Regions from separate parts of the Homo sapiens genome. Here region 1 is linked to region 2. A link is a loop called in an ENCODE intact Hi-C map of the cell type or tissue named here. Cell type or tissue: CD4-positive, alpha-beta T cell. All regions are shown on one strand.

The links. Peaks named below come from ENCODE experiments on the same cell type or tissue, not always from the same donor. Only the 100,000 strongest peaks of a DNase experiment are listed, where the experiment ranks them.
Region 1: it touches region 2 in a loop (4-fold over the local background); 17 of 110 quality-filtered maps call a loop at or near these places.

Annotation. Positions count from the first base shown.
Region 1 is chr6:90,273,334-90,275,833 of GRCh38, reverse strand. All of the region lies in intron 1 of BACH2 (BACH transcriptional regulator 2), which reads left to right. Among named protein-coding and RNA genes, the nearest start is that of BACH2, 22 kb to the left of the region's middle. In CD4-positive, alpha-beta T cell, a CTCF peak has its summit at 962; a DNase peak (open chromatin) is centred at 1,263; H3K4me3 peaks cover 984 bases; H3K27ac peaks cover 2,008 bases.
Region 2 is chr6:90,079,602-90,082,101 of GRCh38, reverse strand. All of the region lies in intron 5 of BACH2 (BACH transcriptional regulator 2), which reads left to right. Among named protein-coding and RNA genes, the nearest start is that of GJA10, 190 kb to the right of the region's middle. In CD4-positive, alpha-beta T cell, no CTCF peak of the experiment used is centred here; DNase peaks (open chromatin) are centred at 741, 1,081 and 2,051; H3K4me3 peaks cover 2,144 bases; H3K27ac peaks cover 2,229 bases.

The sequences.
Region 1 (2,500 bases), 190 kb before region 2:
CCATGCCTGGCTAATTTTTTTGTAGAGACTGGGTTTCACCATATTGGCCAGGCTGGTCTCGAACTTCTGACCTCAGATGTTCAGGCCGCCTTGGCCTCCCAAAGTGCTGGGATTACAGGCGTGAGCCGCTACGCCCATCCAGAACAACAGGCACTGGGGCCTACTGGAGAGTGGAGAGTGGGAGGAGGGGGAAGAGCAGAAAAAAAAAAACCTATCAGGTACTAGGCTTAGTACCTGGATGACAAAATAATCTGTACGACAAACCCCCATGACGCAAGTTACCCATATCACAAATCTGCACATGTAACCCTGAAGGTAAAAGTTAAGTAAATAATAAAATATTTTACATTTATTTAAAAATTCTAAAATGGTTGTATTTTAAAAGTAAAAACAAATTTTGGTTAGGATTTGAGCTTATTCCATTTTTCTTCTAATTTTCCAAATTAAATGTAAAATGAGAGCATCCCAGGTAGGGGGAGGTAGGGGAGAAACCAAATAATTTTCAAGTCATATTTGAAGAGCAGGTATGTTCTCTCACGATTTACAGTGCAGGTGCATTTTAATTTAACTGCTTTAAATGATGATAAAAATTGTTCAAGTAGAACAAAGCAAAGTTTTAGAAGTGACTTGTAAACAGCCATTCTTAATTTTTTCCTGTTTTCTCTCCACTTATGTGACTTGCATGAATTTCTGAAGCAGTCCTTTCAAATGACACTGCTCCAAACATGTGAATTGCATTCATCAACAAAATCCAGCCTTTTCCTTTGTAGGACAATGTGGGGTCACGGGGCAAGGGGTCTTTTCTTTGTCTAGCCTGGTGCCAAAGCAAAGACTAGTCCTCCCTGCGTTTGGACCCAGTGACATGTTTCCATTTGTCATTGAACACTAGGGGGAGGAACTGTAGCCTCTGAGGTACCCCCATTTGGTCCTCACCCTCTACCAGAGGATTTGCTGCTTCAGCCTCTTCAGTGCCCCAGGTATTTGATGCAAAGATTATGCACTTATGCTGCCAGTTATCAGGGTTGTGTGGGTGTCTTTAGAGGGGTCTCCCCTTAGCATCAGGTCTCAATGACAGAATCTAAATAACACAGGTTACTCATCACGAGTTAAAGATTTTTTCCCTTTTCACATTGATGCTTCTGATATACTTTTATACGTTAGCTGATTGTATGTGCGTACTTTGTGGCTGCAAAGATGCAGCTGGAAAGTGTGTGGGGGTTGTCTGCTTCCTCTGAGGCTGCTACAGGTGGTCAGGTGGGGGCGGCTGTGATAAAGGTACAGCACCCACTTCCGCCAGCTTGTCTTGTGCGCCCTGTAACCCACTGCATGAACCCGAGTGGCACTTCAACCGGATTTTCTTGTTGGCACTTTTATCTTTCACTGCTTCTGACTTGCCTGTTGAGGTTTATGACTAAGGTTGTGATTAAAAATTCCCTTTTTAGGTATGAAAAGTCTTTTCAATTACTTTGTGTTCCTTTTTTTGTTTTGTTTTGTTTTTGTTGTGTGTGGACTTTCTGGGTTTTGTAAAAATGAATCTTAAAAAAATCTTAATATTATGTAAGAGTTAGATAAAGGTTAAGTAGCTAATATATTCTCTCATCAGGGCATAGAATCAACGTATGTTCTTGGAAGATTAAGTGTGTCAAAATGCATTTTATGATGGAAGCACTGTCAGTTGTTTAGAATAGGCATGGAAAAGCCCTTTTCAGAATATTGTCATAAAATCAGACTTGGAAAGGTTTTCGTTTATTCAGTCTGTATTCCCCTATCTGTCTGTTTAATCTCTGCATATTACTGTCCTTGGAGCACGGAGAAACGTGAGCTACCCTTGGAGGTTTATAGTCCCACTGGAAGGGAACTAATGTTTACGCCTGATTATATGATAGGAGCTTTACATGTTCTTATTCAGTCTTTGAGGAAACCTTATAAATAAGATAATAACTTTTTCAGAGAAAGAAGCTGGGGTTCTGAGACATTACCCACTTAGGGGCACCCAGAGGAAAGAGCAAGACCTCCAGCTCCATCACCAGTAATTTCCAGCCTGTGAGCTTCCCTCCACACTCAGTAATTTAAAAAACAACTTGATTTAGGGACATCTAGTAAATATTCTAGAAGTTCAGAGGCAGAAAAGCTAGTTTGCAGCTGAAGTACTCAGATTTCCCACTGGCTGAGTGGGAAATCAGACCCGAGCCTTGACAGTGGGCAGAATTTGTATAGAGGAGCCAAGAGAAGAAGAGTTTCCACACTGTATAAGCCAAATGATGGAAGGTGTAATAACAAAGGAAGGGTGAGCACACAGGTTTAGGAGATGCTGTGTGGGCCAGTCCAGCTGGGAGCCATTACCATTTAACACTTAATGGAGTGCTTACTGTGCTAGGCACTCTTCTAAGTTCTTCACACCTTTTAACTATTCTTATCTTCACAGCAAGCCTTTGCAGGAGATATTATCAAGTCCCTCCTGCCCCCACTTTTTTTAGAAACAGAGTCTTGCTCTGTTGCC
Region 2 (2,500 bases):
AATTCTGATTTTATAATTTTGGTAACAAAATTTCATTCAAATATATGCCTTCTTGTGCTGTGAACAGAGTTTTCCTTTAACTTTGCATCCTTTATCCCCCTTTAAAGATGCATCTCTTCCGATTGCTGTGGTGTGATTTTATAGCTCCTTGAGTTGTGCTGGTATCTCTGTGCTTCCCTTTGGAGAGTACTAGGCCTTCAGGTTAGGATGAATCCTAACACTTGGCCAAGGTTAGGAAGGGCTTTGAGCACTGAAAGAAAACCAAGGTAAAATTTAAGGAATTGTTAGAAGATTCATCTGAGAAATGTAGAATTGTAATCCACAAACTTTATGTCCGTAGAATAGGAAGTATTTAGTAAGCAGCTAGCTGCTAGAAGGGATTTTGTTTGTTTAAAAAAAAAAGAAAAAGTCTGTCTTTGACATTGGTTATATCTAGGTTTTATCATCCCGTGTAAAGGATTCTTAAGTTCCTTGAAAGCAGTGACTTTGAGAGCATCCCTTCATGTCCTCTGTGTCCTTGTATGTAATAGGAACTCAGTGTATATTGGATTAATATTTCTGTGGCTCTTCAGTGACAGATGAATGAATGTGCTCAATTCAGGTAACTACATTTGACCTTTTTCCTACAGCAATTGAAGGGTGTTTGGGTAGCATCTGCGATTGTGTTGAATGCCCTGGTTGGTTACGGGTGTGGGGAAGTGGTATACAGTACTTTGATCCTCCTTTGGAGAAGGAGATGCTAATGTGGATAATGAGAATTTGGTTCTTTATCTTTAGTTTCGATTTGGCCGCCTTCCTTCACTGAGTCACAGTGCTCACTTGTTTAGTGATGGGCATGTCATTTAAGCCTGAGACTGTCCCTCAGACTGTTTATGACATTGGATCTGAATTTCCCATTAGATGAACAGCCAGCATTTGTCATATAAATTCAAGAACACACTAAAAGTTTGTTGGCTTTGTAGTTGACATTGAGATTAACTTTCTCTAACCTAAACCAGTGAAAACTAAAATGCTCCTCACCACATAAAAGTTTTGCTTTCGCTGCGTTCAGACCCCTCCTACCTTGTCACAGCACAGTCATTTGGAGTCTGATTTGGGGGCGGTGTGGTTGTCTCAGTGGCGTATGACCCACTTTGTGTAATACTTAATTGCCTGTGTTTTTACAACACAAGTCAGAAGTTCTGGCGATAGTGGACTATCACCCAAAAAAGATTTTCTGAGACATCTCATCAGAGCTGCTCGAGTACCGCGCATGAAGACGGTGTTAGCTCTGCAGGGCATGTGCTAACTACCAGACGATGAAAGAACATTTCCTCTAGTTTCTGGATAATGAGCAGGCACACAGGTAAAGATGCCTTTCTCAGGGTTGACGCCTTTTGTTTCCTAATGATTCTGATGATTTTGTTGAACTAGACTTTTAAATATTAATTGTTACCTGCATATGTTTGCTGTTGTGGTTTGCAGAGGGCTCAGAGGAACAAGCATTTTAATTGGTATCCTGGGACTGTAATAACTTTTTATTAAAAGTCTGGAAAGATAGTAATCAAAAATAGACTCTCATCTCTATCTTCTCTGTGCCCCTGGCAAATATCCTCTTCATCAATTTTGTTTTTATTATTTGCCGTCAAGATGGTTATCTCTAAATATCAGATGCTTCAATCCACAGTGATAACCATGTGTGAATTAATGCTTGATAAGCTTCAGGTTATCAGGTGGAGAAGTGTGGTTAAGGCATACAGAAAGAAAAAATGCACAGAAGGAAAGGGATAGCAAGGGGATACTGTGCCTTGGTAAGCGTGGTGCCACCGCAGACTAAAAGCAGATATAAGTCAAGTGCTACTGACTTAAGTTTGGCAAAATCACTCCTCACAGCCCGCTCTGTTTTAGAAATGTTTATATTTCTGATATCACTTTTGTTAATTTGAAGAACTTTTAAAATACCATCATTGTTTCAAAACAAAATGTGGAAGGTGTGGATCACCTTCCTGAATTTACAGAAAAGTTTTTGGGTACATTTCTTTGCGGAAGATTGGCTGAGATGTGGTTCACGGCAGGGTGGTGCCCGTGCCTTGCGGATCACGTTGTCTGTACACTGACTGACATACCAACTTAGAGTCTTTGAAAATGCCCATTGGTAAGTCAACATTGTTTTCCCTGAAAGTCCTGAGACAGAAAAAAAAAAAAAATGAAAGTACAAACACTAACTGGAAAAAATGTCACACATTTTAGCCACTTTGCATCCCTTGTTAGGACAAACCCTGGTCTGGGTTTTTTTACATTTTGAAGTTGTGTGGTAGGTGGGGCAGTGTGGGTGGCCCAGAAAAAGTAGCGGTTAGAATAAGATTTTCCATTTATTGCCCTTTGTGCATGGCTAAAAATAAGAGTCATACAAATCAGAATATGTAGTGCAAGCAAAATCACTCTGTTAATTCTGATGACTGGTTTGCCCACATCTTTGCATCTGTCTGGTAAGTGGTATATTGGGAAATAATTTGTCTCT